Linked DNA regions of Homo sapiens: all the other regions are linked to region 3. The links are chromatin contacts, found by Hi-C or POLR2A ChIA-PET in ENCODE. All regions are on one chromosome and are shown on one strand. The core of a region is the stretch at or near the end of the contact, and the rest is flanking DNA. Distances in the headings are between cores, read along the strand shown. Region 1 overlaps GMDS (GDP-mannose 4,6-dehydratase). Region 2 overlaps GMDS (GDP-mannose 4,6-dehydratase). Region 3 overlaps GMDS (GDP-mannose 4,6-dehydratase).

Region 1 (4,463 bases), core at 859-3,358, 59 kb after region 3:
TCCTAATTTTTTTTACTCCTGTTAGGGCCTTAACTAAGGCCTTCAGTGAAGTTGAGACATGTTCATGGTTTGGGGTTTTTTTAGGCTTGTTCATCTTGTGTCACAACCTACTGAGTTATCACAAAATCCAGGGCTTGCATAGACCCAGGGGCAAGGGACAGGGCTTCATAGTCACCCAGAGTAACCTTCACATCGCAATGTTGTTTCTGTCACTAAGTACAAAGAGCCTCATGGCCTTTTAGTATGTGTATTTGAAGCTTATTAATGTGAATGAGCAAGCTTCCTTGTCAGATAGCTTATACCTACTGAATGTTTTCAAATTTCTCTCTACCTTGTTATTTTCAGTAGTAATAAAATTACCACCTCTTAAAATAGCCAAGTATTTATTGTAGCAATGTTATCACTACCTATGTAAAACATCATGGCTTCTCCTAAGGAACAAGGAAAGGTTAAATTTATTCAGTGTGCATTTTATTATTTTGATTCACTAATTTTATTCAGATTCTATATTGCAAACAATAAGAGAATCGTGCTCCTCCATTTGGATTGTCTTTGATGTGTGGATCCTGACTTCAGTGTTTGTCTGATACTTGAGTCAGGCATTAGGGATACAGTGGTCAACGAAGCACCATACTTCCATACTTCCCTCAAGGGATGTATAATTTTGCGGGACATGCCCAAGTAAATAGATTATTAAAATATCAGAGCCCATTAAGACTTGCACCTGCACCCCGTGGAACCTCAGGAGCAAGATCTCCCAAAGGAAGGGATATCAGAGTCTTTAAGTTGAGTGATTAAGTCCTGTTTGAGGTTTGGTGTTAAATAACTTGTTCAGAATTCAGCTCCCCAGTTACTCCCCTAGTTATACCAGTTTCTTAACCTTCTCCTCTCTCCTCTCCTCTCCTCTCTTTGGCAAGGTCTCACTCTGTTGCCCAGGCTGGAGTGCAGTGGCGTGATCTCTGCTCACTACAGCCTTGACCTCCCAGGCTCGAGTGATCCTCCCACCTCAGCTTCCAGAGTAGCTGGGACCACAGTTGCATGCTAACATGCCCGACTATTTTAAATTTTTTTTTGTAAAGATGGAGTCCCACTATGTTGCCCAGGCTGGTCTCAAACTCCTGGGCTCAAGCAATCCTCCCACCTCAGCCTCCGAAAGTTTTGGGATTACAGGCATGAGCCACCACACCCAGCCTCTGTGATCCTTTCTTGACAGAGAAATAATAATGCCTCCTTTACAACGTTATTCTGAGAATTAGACAAGTTCACACCCAAGTATGGGGTAGTGCCTGGCCCACAGTGGACATTTAGTCAAATTATTTTATAAGTGTTTTATTTCATTTTGATCTATGTTCTCATTTCACCCGTACTTATTCCTTCCTAACAACTTCCTAATATTTGCCTTTGCCAAGAGTGAGTTAAAATCAGTAAGCTCTAAAAATCAGCCAGTTAGCCATGAGGCATGTCTATCCAAAGTCTCTTTATAAAGAGCATTCATCCTTCTATGGGTAATACGAAATTTGTGTTTGAAGATGGTCCCATTTTCTCTAAATTCAGGTTTTTATTAGTCCTAACAAAGTTGGTCTTAAGGCTTGGACTGGAAAGATATTATTAAAAGATTACAGATTTGAAGCTTCTTGTGGCCTCTGATGAGATAATAAAAATGTTATCTATTTGTCCTTACTCAAGATAAATAAGTAAATGAATGTTCACAGAGCTTAAATTGTAGATGAGTGTGTTTGGTTATGGGCATCTGGAAACAGTGACTCCTACAGTACACCTATGTTTAGGCTTATTGGTTTGGTGTTTTATTTTTCCTTCATGCTTTTTAAATACATGTAACTGGGTCTTTTGCTAGAAATATATTTTGGGCTAAGTTGGTATAAGGTAGTAAATGAAAGAATTGGACCAAATTCTGTGAGTCTGGACTAAACTGGGTCAAATTCTCTTTCTTCCATGCAGTTTCAATAGAATTCCATTGAATTAATTTTACTCATCATAAAATCAGTTGTATTTCAAGCCTGCTTCAAGACTCTCAGATCCTTTTGATCCAAGCACAACAGCCTGTTGCTGTGCAGTCTGTTGAACTTGGCGGCGAGGTGTAGGGACCGGGATTTGTGTTTGAAGTTAGCCCACTTTACTCCTGCTCGTCAATATTTCAGGACAGCTGGGATTCTCTAAAAATCAGTTTTTGCCAAAAAAAAAAAAAAGTTGGTTTGAGAGGATTGCACCAGTTCTATATTATTATTCCTACAATACTGTAAAATTGTACAAAGGCCCCCATGACCATTAAGAATATTGGAATATGGTGACTCATCTTTCAGTACTAAGTTGAAAGGAAAGGAAGTTATGACCAGCAGGGTTCATTTCAGAGGATATTCACAGCGGGATGTTATTCTCCCGGCTGACAATTCAGAGGGCTTAAGGCCATGTGTGGAAGAGCCATCACCACATTTGATTTGAGGTGGCCTCACCTGGGTGTGAGGGTGCCAGGGAGACAGCAGAGGGGAGTAGGCCCTAGAGTTCAGGCTTCACACGCAGGCACTCAAGCTCATCAGGCCCAGTGGGAGCAGTGGCCTGAGGAAGTAGGCAGAAGGCTCGGCAGAGTCAGCTTGAGGAGCAGAGGGCTAGAAGCCCAGGCCAGGGCCCAGAGTAGCACAACAGCAGAAACCCACGCCAGCGAGAGTAAGCAGCGAGAGCCCAGGAGCCGGGCAGCAATCTGCACACTGGGCAAGGACCACCAGCAGCAGCAGGAACACAGCCCATTCTGAGCTCTGTCCTTCACCCGGGACCTGAACCAGCAGCAAGGACACCTGGAGGAAGGACCACGAAGGCAGGGAGCCAGGCAGAGCTGGAGACCCCTTCGTGAGGCCTGCCTTGGTTCCCTGAAACACAAGGCCATTTTCTTACTGTTGGTCAGCAAAGAGCTTTTTCTAAACAGCAAGCTGTCATGTGCCTTCTCGGTGTCCTTCGTCTTGCAATCGTGTTTTCCCACTTAAGGCGAGCGCTTGGGATTCGATGCTTTTACAACACAGATTGGTTTTTGTCGAACTGCAACAGTTTCAGAGAAAAACTCGCTCCCCACAGACCAGTCTTCAAACTCAAACTGTGTTCAGAATGAGATGTGAAAGGAAAAGGAGAAGGGAAATCTGGTTCTAGTTTTTAAAATATAAGTTTGGTTCCTTGATGTAATTTGTAAATCCTGGGTTACAGTTCAGTCTCTCTGATTAAATGGAATCATCACCTTGGTGTATAACAAAGCAAAACAAGATGGCGAAGTTCTTCTGAGTCTGACATCTCACCAGGCACTAGGACTCCTGTGATGGCGTGAGCGAGCCCTGCAGCCTGGGGAGGTGGCAGTGAGCCGTTGCGTGTTGATGCTGCCGGCACCTGGGCAGGAGACGGGCAGAGGATGGGCAGAGCAGCGCGGGAGCCAGCTCCTGGGCCTGGCACCCAGCAGCCCCGCTCTCCTCAGGCAGGCAGAGAGGCTGGGAAGCAGGAGGGGAAGGAGAGGGTTTATAACTGACCAAAAGGCTCCTGGTGCTGCAGACAGGCAGAGAGGTGGAGGCCCTGCCATGCCGTCCTCTCCCAGGCCAGCAGAGGAAGCGCTCTCAGGAAGCTGTGGGGACACCGTTGCCACTGCATGAGTAACCCATAATAACAGTAGTAGTTGCCATTTATTGAATACATTCTGTGTGTCTTCTAGCATCCTTGGTACTGTAATTTAACCCCTAAAAGAATCTCTGTGGCACTACATGGTAGTATCATCATTTTACAGATGAGAAGACTAGGGCCTGGAGAAGTGATTTGCCTGAAGTCACACATTGCCAAAGGATTAGAAATCATTATTTAGAAAACAAAACTTTTACTCATCAAACTTACTTATACAAAACACAATTGCCAGCATGTATCTTTACGTATAAGCCAGGGACAGGCTGCAAGCGGAGCAAGAGTGTCGGATTCACTTCGCTCTTTTTCGATTTGGCGTCCATTCCCCACTTTGAGTGAGGCGTGCTCACGGTGGCTCCTGGCCTGAGAGAGCTGTTGGGTGGGATGTGTCCTCAAAAGACTAAACTCAGAACTGGACCACACTGTGCCTTTGGTGGCCTTCAGCCAACCGAGGCAGGATTTGGGAAAGGTGATTCTCTCCAGCAGTTTTGGTACCAGCCTGGCTGTGTCTGGTGTTCACTAAAATATGCCTGATATGACAGTCACAGGGCCGACTTCCACTCCGCTCTGTGCACTCGAAACACAGACACTTCGCTCAGTTACGTCTGTGGCCTTCAATGAGTTAAAGAAGAAATTGAATTTGGTCAGTGTTTTTTTCATTTTACCACTATCAGTTAGAGGGACAGGTTCGCATCCATGATTGAGTCATGCTTGTGCAGCTGCTTATACGCTGTTCTTGGGAGGGGATGGGAAACACAAGAGCGCTTTTGGGGTCATTTCCTATCAGAGGACATTCG
Region 2 (4,708 bases), core at 353-2,852, 54 kb before region 3:
GACAGAGTCTACACCACCATCCAGAAGGTAATCCTGCCCATGTATTCCTTTGTTCAGATTTCTTCACGATGAAATCTAACTTTGATACAACCCCTGCAGCACACCAACACCTTCATGATCTGACTCTGCTCCCGCCTCACATGGGTCCTGCCTCACATGGCCCTCACCTGACACCCCCTCTCCTCCCAGCACCGAGCCCCCTTCCCCGCTGTCAGATTCCCCGGATTTGTCAGTCGTCTATACTTTCTTACATGCTTTCCCCACGTTCTGAAGTCACCTTCTCCTTTGCCCATTTGTCCACTCTAGTTCCCGCCAGACTTTGAGGTCCTTCGTGTGAGGACTTTGTCCTTCCCTCTTGTTATTCTCACCACTTGTTTGCAGTAAGTTCCTCAAGAATGTTATGGAGTAAATAAACAAACATGTCCCAAAGGCCTTAGCTCAGTGCTTCTCTAAAGGCAGCAATCTTGCCCCCAGGGAACGTTTCCAATGTCTGGCGACAGTTTTTAGGGGGAGTGCACATATCTAATGGGTTGAGGCCGAGGATGCTGCTGAACATCCTCCGATACACAGGGCAACAATGAATGGTCCAAGCTAAAAGGCCAGTAGTGCCAAGTTTGAGAAACTCTGCCTTAGCTCCAGCCCTTACATAATCATCCTCAAGCCAAGCTCTCTGCTCCCCCAATCTGCTTGTGCCTTTATTGGAGCCCTTAGGAAATTCCTCTTTTTCCTTTTCCATATTCTTCATTAGATTGTGCTCCTGGAGGTCAGGAACGATGAATCACTCAGCTTTGTAGCTTCAGTGCCTGCACTGTGGCTCGGTAAGTAATAGTTGAGTAGAAGAATGGATAGGGAAAGAAAGGAGTAGGAGAAGAAGCTGATGGCATATTTCACCGCTTTATGTTTTAAACTTAGGTCAGCTCTGGATCTGTCTCTGTATCTGGTGGTTCTGGTTAGAAACAAAGAGAGGGGCCAAGTGGTGAGTAAACTGAGAACTATGTACAAAACCTATTGGGCAGGATACTAGTTTCAAACTGACAGGGCATAACTGGCGTGCATGTTCATTTTGTTACACATTTCTATTTGATAATGACCAGAGTTTACATAGAAGGTGGGAAGAATAATCATGTAAAGCACGTCTGTTCAATAAAAGATTCTTTAGTGATAGAAATGTTCTTTATCAGTGCTGTTCAATACAGTATCCCTGGCCACACATGTGTATTGAGCACTTGAGTGTGGCCTATGCACATGAAGAGCTCAGTTTTTAATTGTATCATTTTAATTGATATTATCTTAAATGGTCATATGTGGTCACTGGTTACCTTAGTGGGCAATGCATAGCTGAAGTCTGTTTTTTGGCTGACCCCACTACACATGATAGCTTGGCAGTGTTTTGTTAAGCTTACTATAGTTCATTTTGACCAGAGGAAGATAACACAAAGGTTTAAAAGAAAATGCAGCGGAGAAACGGTTCATCTTTCCAAGAAACCCTAGTGTTCTGAGTCACATCATGAGTAAATGGTGGACGGAAGGCAGGTTTAGCTGGGCAGTCATCAAAAATCATGAAGGGCAAGCAAGCCAGGTACCACACCCTCAGGCACTCCCCAAACTCGTTGCCCATCGGATAAAGTTAGTCCAAGTGCCAACTCCTGCCACAACAATGCCTTATAAGGACTCTTAAATCCTGTCTGACCTTTGAACAGGTTCAGAGTGTGCTGTGTTCAAATGGGAAGGAATATAAAGTAATTCTAGAAGATATCCAACCGGTTGATAAATTGTAGACCCTAAAGGGGGAAAAAGAACATCTTTTGTCTGGAATTTACTTTGAGGGGATGTGATTTTTGAGGGTAAGATTTTCAGTAGGTAATAAAGTAAAATCCCGTACCTCAACTAATAACTATTTCCTAAATGTCTGTTGCTTTAATCTTAGTGTCTATAGACAATGGGGCCATACCTAAGAGTACTTTTAGATTTAACCTCCAAACTCCATGGAGCTCAGTCTTTTGTATAAAACAGAATTTTTTAAAAAAATGATTGTATTACCATCCCATTTCTCTATAATGCTTTTGACAAAATATCCTGTGGTACTTGATTTACATTTATTCCCTTACTGGATATCTGATTGTGGAAATTAAAAAATAGGTATAACATCTCACTCTCTATGTAATAAGACACATTTAGGTGAAAATGAGATAAACGGGTGCTCTCACTTTGAAACTGTAAAGAAAGCACTAAACAGCATTTAAGATATTTAATACCAGTATTCATTATTGTTCTCTTAATGTTTTAATATTATGAAATGTTTTAATATTAAAATTAGGTGGTTACTTAAGGAAGGAATAATTTTCCATAACACTGTCCTAATAAATACCCCTATAATATAAAACATAAAATAAATACCTATAACACAAAATATGAAATATACGTCTAGTATAAAGGACTTTTTGCTTGTAACTACACCATCATTCTTCCATTGGAATTCCCCATAGCTTTTCTTAGAGTGGCAGTAAGATCAGATTAGAAGTGTGAGTAAAATATTATTGCAATCAATTAAAGCATTAGGCTCATAAATTGATCAATAACTTTTTGAGAACATGATAGGTCGTGATTTCATTTTGTTGAAGAAAAATGTGATAGCTAAGATGAAAAGACATGTTTATTTTTGTGTCAGGTGTTCTGTGATTAGTTAATTAAATATTTTCATCAGTTCCGGTGACCTCTTGTCTCTCAGCTGCATATTGACTTTCCCAACTGTGCCTTCCATCCTTCTGGCTGCAGTAAGAGAAACCAGATTTTCCTCAGCCCCTCCAGGCTCTTTCTTATCTAACTCAGGAGCGCCTCCTGCCAGCGGGGCTGGGCAAAGAACAGACCCAGAGGTCTCCATTTTTGTAAAAAGGTTCATGGCAGGTCGGTTATTTTTCAGTATATTTTTTAAAGGCGTGGTTGAGCTAATTTAATTTCTTCTGTTCATTAATTTCTCTCCTTTCACCTCCACCCCCTCTGAATAAACGGCCCTTCACACGAGTCCAGTGTAGCTTCAATACACCTTATTCACACTGCCTTTTATTGCAGCTGCATTCCAGCCAGCTGGAGGTGGCCTGGCTGCCTCAGCTTTCCCGATTTAGCTCTGGAAATGACTTCAGCATGGCAAAAACGTTTCACTGGCCAATTTGGAAAACAGGATTCAATTTGTGAAGAAAGCTCAAAATGGCAACTGAGAATGAAAAAGAGGATGGAGAAGGTTGCGGCAGCAAAGCAGTAAGGGAACAGAGATGGGCCGGGTGCAGTGGCTCACACCTGTAATCCCAGCACTTTGGGAGGCAGGCGGATCACCTAATGTCAGGAGTTCGAGACCAGCCTGGCCAACATGGTGAAACCCTGTCTCTACTAAAAATACAAGTTAGCTGGGCATGGTGGTGGGCACCTGTGATCCCAGCTACTCAGGAGGCAGAGGCAGGAGAATGGCTTGAACCCGGGAGGTGGAGGTTTCAGTGAGCTGACATCGCGCCACTGCACTCCAGCCTGGGTGACAGAGTCAGACTCCGTCTCAAAAAAAAAAAAAAAAAAGAAAACAAAAAACCAGAGATGAGAAACTGTTGTTCTCTGCTCATGCTCCTTCCTTCTTCCCAGCTGGGCCCCCATTTCCACTCTCTTAAATTGAGGTCAGGTGGGAAGGAGGTGGATGGGGAAGCTGCAGCCGAAAGCCAGTTCTTTGCCTTGCACTTTCGTTGCCCTCTTTGGGACTTCTCTTCCTGGCCCTGGCTTAATTACGGGACTGATATAAACAAGGAGCTAGTGTGGAACTCTGCACAGGCCGCTGGAGAGGACCAGGCAGCAGTTGCCAGGACTGGGTTCTGTGCAGCGGTCTTATCTGGGAGCAGCCATAAGAAGGGAAACTGCAGCTGCAAGTCAGAATGCGTGTCCAGTCACAGTAGGCCAAGGCATTGGCTGTTCCATTGACACAGCTAGGGGTAAAAAGTGGTAACACCTTCTTTTTTGCAAACACTGTGAACCTAAAGCCACCCTGATAAATTTGTGTCTGTCTGTTAGATCCAATAGTTAATTTTTAAGTAATTCATATAGGGAGTTAAAAGCTTAATTAAGGCTGGGTGTGGTGGCTCATGCCTGTAATCTCAGCACTTTGGGAGCCAAGGCAAGTAGATCACCTGAGGTCAGGAGTTTGAGACCAGCCTGACCAATGTGGTGAAACCCCATTTCTACTAAAAATACAAAAATTAGCCAGGCATGGTGGTGTGCACCTGTAATCCTGCTACTCAGGATGCTGAGGTGGGAGAATCACTTGAACCTGGGTAGTGGAGGTTGCAGTGAGCCAAGATCATACCACTGCACTCCACCCTGGGCAACAGAGCGAGATTCCATCTAAAAAGAAAAAAGCTTAATTAAAAGTGGATTTATGGTAGTGGGTTTTGGTAACAGATTTGTTACTGAAATGCATTACAGACAGGCAGATTCCAGATTCCCAAGGCTGATGGATTTCAAGTCTAGGGAAGACATATTTCTAGGTAAAAGCTGTATGTGTATTGTGGCTTTCTCTTTGGATATATATTTCAGTCTCCCCCGAGAGAAAAGAAATGTCATATTTAAGTAGGAACATACTTTAATAATAGGTGCTACTTACATCTCTACTATGTTGTTTCTGTTATGTGGGATTTGTGGTATAAAAATAAGCAAGTATATTATTTATAGTTTT
Region 3 (4,498 bases), core at 625-3,124:
CATTGCAACCTTTGAAAGCAAGAAATACTAGGCAGTTTATCCCCTATCCCCACCCCTCAAAATAGGATATTTTTAGCTTCAAGTAACAGAAAATTTGAATCAAATTGGCTTTAACCTTAAAAAATGTATTGTCTCCTGTAATCCGACATTTGGAGGTAGGCTGGGATTTGCAGTTGGCTAATACAGAGTCATCTAGGACCCAGGCTTCTCTTTGCTGTCCACAGTATTGACATCATCCCCAGACTGGTCCCTGCTGTGGCTGTAAGTCGGCTGCCAGCAGCAGTTGGAGTCACATTCTTCTCCATTTGGAGAAACAGAGTGACTTCCCTGGCCTTTCCTGAAGTCCTCAGCAGGCCTCCTCTCCCATCTCCCTAGCTAGAGTTGGGTCATATATCCAGACCCAGGCTATTTGCCAGTCAGAGGAGTTGGGATTGCCTTTCCTTAGGCTACTGCTGTGGGCAGCCTCCCTGATGCATAAGGGCAAGAACAAACACCCAAACTACAGTGGGGTTCCCTTCAGAAAGGAGAAGGTGGGACTGTAACGACCACTACAGCAAAGCCACTACAGAAGACTTTTTGGAGGAGGGGATTTTTGTGCTGGGTTTTGAAGAATAAATAGAGTTAGGAAGAGGTGAGGTGGAGATTTTAAGTTGATGGAACATCATATACAGAAAGTTCAGAAGTGGGAGAGAACACAGCCTTTGAGAGGGAACTGTGAGTATGTGAATATGGAGAATGGTTAGAGTCACAGGGGATGAGCCTGGGGAAGAGTCCATGTGTGTCACGTAGAAGTCTGAATGCCATTCCGAATTGTGAGAGCATCCAGAGAAGATATGAGGAAGGTCCTGGTTAAGACAATGGTGGGAAAAACGGAGAGGAAGTGGCATTTAGGGAAATAGGCATTGCAGGACGTTCTGGCCAGTGGGATAGAAGTGAGTGAGAAGAAAGCAGTCAAGTGGTGGATATGAACAAGTCACGTGTCCTCCAGCCACTGGAACCACCTGTGTCAGCGTCCTTCCTCATGGTTCTTCCTCCCTTCCTATCTGTGTCTCTACATCACAAACATACACATGAACACCACCTACCTGTACCTGTACAGAGAGACAATTTCTATAGCAGTGACACTACAGCAAAAATAGGGATATATGTGCAAAATATTGTTAATTTGTTGTGTTACCCATTCTGATATTAATAGCGTCCCCTTTCCTAATCTTTGGAAATCTTTTAAATAAACAATTATGCTTATTTGAGGAAAAAAATGAGTTGGTAATTTCTAATTAGCAGTGACATGGATCTTTAGTAGGAAGCAATCATTTCAAAAACGTTAGCATTTGGTTATCAGCTTGTGAGTTTGTTAGGTTCGATAGAAGTTTCACTTTGCAGTGAGAGTTTGGGAGGAAACACTATTTTCCAGGATCATGTTTCTTACAAAGGACTAAAATATGCTTAAGCCAACCTCCTCCCTGCATAAAGTTCACCTCTGAACTAAGACCAAACTGAAAACAAGGAACGCCTTGAAATATTTTGGGATGTTCTGAGAGCAAGGGATTCTAGGAGAGAGAGTTCATTTGATTTTTAGCACTTCCAGCACTTTAGCACTCCTTAAAGGTAAATGCCCATGACTTACCACCCTTATTCTTTTACTACATAGGATCTTTTTATATCACTATAAAACATTAGTCAACAAAGCTTAAAAAAATCCCGAGAATTAAAAATGTCTAGCTAGTTCAGTCTCTGATACCTACATTCTGTTTATGCAGTGTGTCCACCTGGCAGAAACATGAAAAAAATTTGACTCATAAGTTTCCGTCTGTCCTGTTTGTTTGTAACTTGCATTACGTGTACAGTGTAGCTGGATGGTGCAACAGTCGCCCTCACAATGTCATTAGTGGCTGCCAGATCCGGTGAGCTCCAAACTGCCACTGAGGCATTTTAACCAACCCGAACGCTGTTTGTTGAGATTACCCTCAAGACCACACATTACGGCTATTCTACAAATTTTTCCTTTTTTTAAGTCTAGCAGAGTCACATGCCAGTTTTGGCTCCTTTGAGAAAGCAGGCTTCTGGATTAGCTGGCCACCAGAGCCCGGTCTCCACTCAGTGCTCCACTTGGAAGTGCGGCTGACCCACACTTTGGTTTCTTAGAGTAGCCAAAAACGAGCATCTGGCCCTAATTTAGACTGAGCGTAGGGGCTCCCCACTAGCAGCAAATACGTCTCTTGCCCTCTTTCCTCTCTGCTGGGGTATAGTGTGGGGGCTGGATATCAGCAATACATGCTCCTGTTTTCCTGGCTTGGACTCTCTCACTTCCAGTAACATTCTTCTTTTTACTTGCACAAGCCTAGTTGACATTTCTGGTTGGCATGTTTGCCTCTGTAAGCCATTTTCATGACTGCTGGGTTTATTTAACACTCATTCAAAAAGTTTTGGAGAACCTACTATGTGCCAGGCACGTGATGTATGTTCTGGAAGGGGTGAGGAGAGGCAGAGCGTGAGAGGGGTGGTACCACTCCTGAACTAGAGACCTGGGTGCCCCTTCCAGGTGGGAGGTCTTGCAAAGTCTCAACAGAATAGCATTCACTTATCTTTTTAAAGTGGGTATTGCCTAATGAGGGCCCTTTCTAGCCCATCTTTTGGATTAAAATACATTTCAAGAACTGTGACATTTGAAGTGCACTGGTTTTGTGCGTAACATTCTGTGAGAGTTTTACACCATAGCAGAAAAAATGCAGTCCTCGCCTCTCATTGCTTCTATCTAGGCATTTTCTGCCTAGGAAACCTCAAGGAAATTTAAATAATACACTTCCCAAATCATACCTCAATAAAGTTGATTTCAAACAAATGAAAACAGTTTCCAAAATATTCCTTTCACGATTGCGAGCCGAAGACGAAACTGGTTCTAAAGCATCCCACAAAGGCGCAGAGGGCTGGCCAGAGCCAAAGAGCAACCCACGTCCCCTCGGCTGCAGCCTGCTCCTCACACTCATCACTGGGACTCCTGACTGGCAGCACACCCTGCCCCTTCCATGGGTAGCATCTAGTAACAAGTGCTTTCAGCTTTGCCTGACAGAGCTCATTGTGAAGCCCATGATTTTATTTCCACTTCCAGGGTGAAAATTACAACATCAGTTGGAATAGTACATCTGACTTGGAATAGACTAGAGTGGTCAGAATGATGGATCTGATATATACTTGAAGGGATAATTGTACACAACCAGTTTAAAAGCTGGTAAATATTTAAGGGTCAGGGGTTAAATGTCAAAGCCACAGTGCTTGGGCTCAGCTCCATAAAGTATCTAGAATGACTGCTAATTAAATCCAGGGTATATTTCACCAAAGGGAAATAAATTTGACAGCTAACAACCAATACTGGATTACCACCTTACAGAGGTTAGGGATCATGCTAGTAATTGTAGGTGGTTTACAGTTTTTAACCCAGTACTAATCGGGAGGATGATTGCTTACAGTTACAGATTACCATACTAAAGAAAGTTAAGTCTTATGAGCCAAAAATAAGCAGTACCACAAGCATATAGATCTGGGTCCCCTGGCTCACTTCTTGTTTAAAAATAAATGCCCTCTGGCTGTTGCGGAGCAAATCACTAAAACAAATGTAGACATGCTCACTTTTTTTTTTTCTGAGCTGAAAATTTTCTCTGTGATTAATAATTACCAACCAGTGCTGTAGCCAACTATGAAATTAGATGAATTGGATTTTCAAACCAGAGCAGCAAATTGAAGGCAGAAAAATGTCGGCTAAAGGTATAATAGTCCCTCTCCTAGTCAAACACTTGTCGTTGTACTTAGGTAATGTGATATTTTTCTCAAGTTCAGCATCCTTACATGGGCATGTAATTTGGACGCTCCTTTGGATGTCCCACCTCAGGGAAAAAGCTGTTTACCTTCAGATGAGATATACCTTATGAGCACTAAGCAAACAGAGTAATTGTAATATTTTAATAGGTATGTTTACATGCAGATCTTGAGATTGTTTCTGCATTAGGTGATTTATAGGGCTATATTAAGTAAATCACACTTGGAATGCTGTTCCAAAGAATGACTCATAAAATACTGCCATCTCCCCTTTCTCCTTTCAATAGAGAGCTCCAAGGGAAAGAGACAAAAGAGGAATTCCTCCGCTCTTCATACCAATCACAGTACTAACCAAGAAATCATCCCATTTAATAACAGTTCAGCTATTTTCGATATTTTATTTGCATTGCCAAGTCAGTGTAAAATAAAATTGTCTAACTCAAAATTTCACAGAGGTAAATTTATGTGGAAAAAAACAGCCAAAGCCTTTATAGAAAACCTCATCATCCCTGATACTCCAACTTCTGCAGGCTGAACTAATTACTGCATGATCTTTACTTGAGGTATTGGTTATATCAATTAAGTTGTTAGGAGTAATTTCAATAATGCTAGTGTTTGAGAGAACTACATAGCAAACATGATTTGCCTTAATTAGACTTTTAAATTCAGAGCCCTATCTAAGTCT

The links. A loop is a pair of places that touch in the nucleus more often than their neighbours do. ChIA-PET counts read pairs that join two places held with the same protein, here RNA polymerase II (POLR2A). Pooled maps may share reads with other maps.
Region 1: a map of endothelial cell of hepatic sinusoid shows a loop between it and region 3 (2.8-fold over the local background). The contact joins two enhancer-like sites. A Hi-C loop is called at or near these places in 3 of 168 maps with a recorded cell type or tissue (PC-3, endothelial cell of hepatic sinusoid and mesothelial cell of epicardium), 3 of 37 single-sample maps with no recorded cell type and 5 of 50 pooled maps. POLR2A ChIA-PET finds 5 or more read pairs at or near these places in 1 of 52 experiments (GM10248).
Region 2: a map of PC-3 shows a loop between it and region 3 (3-fold over the local background). The contact joins two enhancer-like sites. A Hi-C loop is called at or near these places in 4 of 168 maps with a recorded cell type or tissue (PC-3, ascending aorta, endothelial cell of umbilical vein and 1 more). POLR2A ChIA-PET finds 5 or more read pairs at or near these places in 2 of 52 experiments (A549 and WTC11).

The regions. Positions count from the first base shown.
Region 1 is chr6:1,779,601-1,784,063 of GRCh38, reverse strand. All of the region lies in intron 7 of GMDS (GDP-mannose 4,6-dehydratase), which reads left to right. Among named protein-coding and RNA genes, the nearest start is that of FOXC1, 170 kb to the right of the region's middle. Within about 2 kb of position 2,108, at least 3 of the 41 ENCODE cell types and tissues checked have a DNase peak (open chromatin) inside an H3K27ac peak, as active enhancers do.
Region 2 is chr6:1,892,050-1,896,757 of GRCh38, reverse strand. All of the region lies in intron 7 of GMDS (GDP-mannose 4,6-dehydratase), which reads left to right. Among named protein-coding and RNA genes, the nearest start is that of FOXC1, 280 kb to the right of the region's middle. Within about 2 kb of position 1,602, at least 2 of the 41 ENCODE cell types and tissues checked have a DNase peak (open chromatin) inside an H3K27ac peak, as active enhancers do; they include PC-3 and ascending aorta, where a contact is called at or near this core.
Region 3 is chr6:1,838,292-1,842,789 of GRCh38, reverse strand. The region is part of intron 7 of GMDS (GDP-mannose 4,6-dehydratase); the gene reads left to right. Among named protein-coding and RNA genes, the nearest start is that of FOXC1, 230 kb to the right of the region's middle. Within about 2 kb of position 1,874, at least 4 of the 41 ENCODE cell types and tissues checked have a DNase peak (open chromatin) inside an H3K27ac peak, as active enhancers do; they include PC-3 and ascending aorta, where a contact is called at or near this core.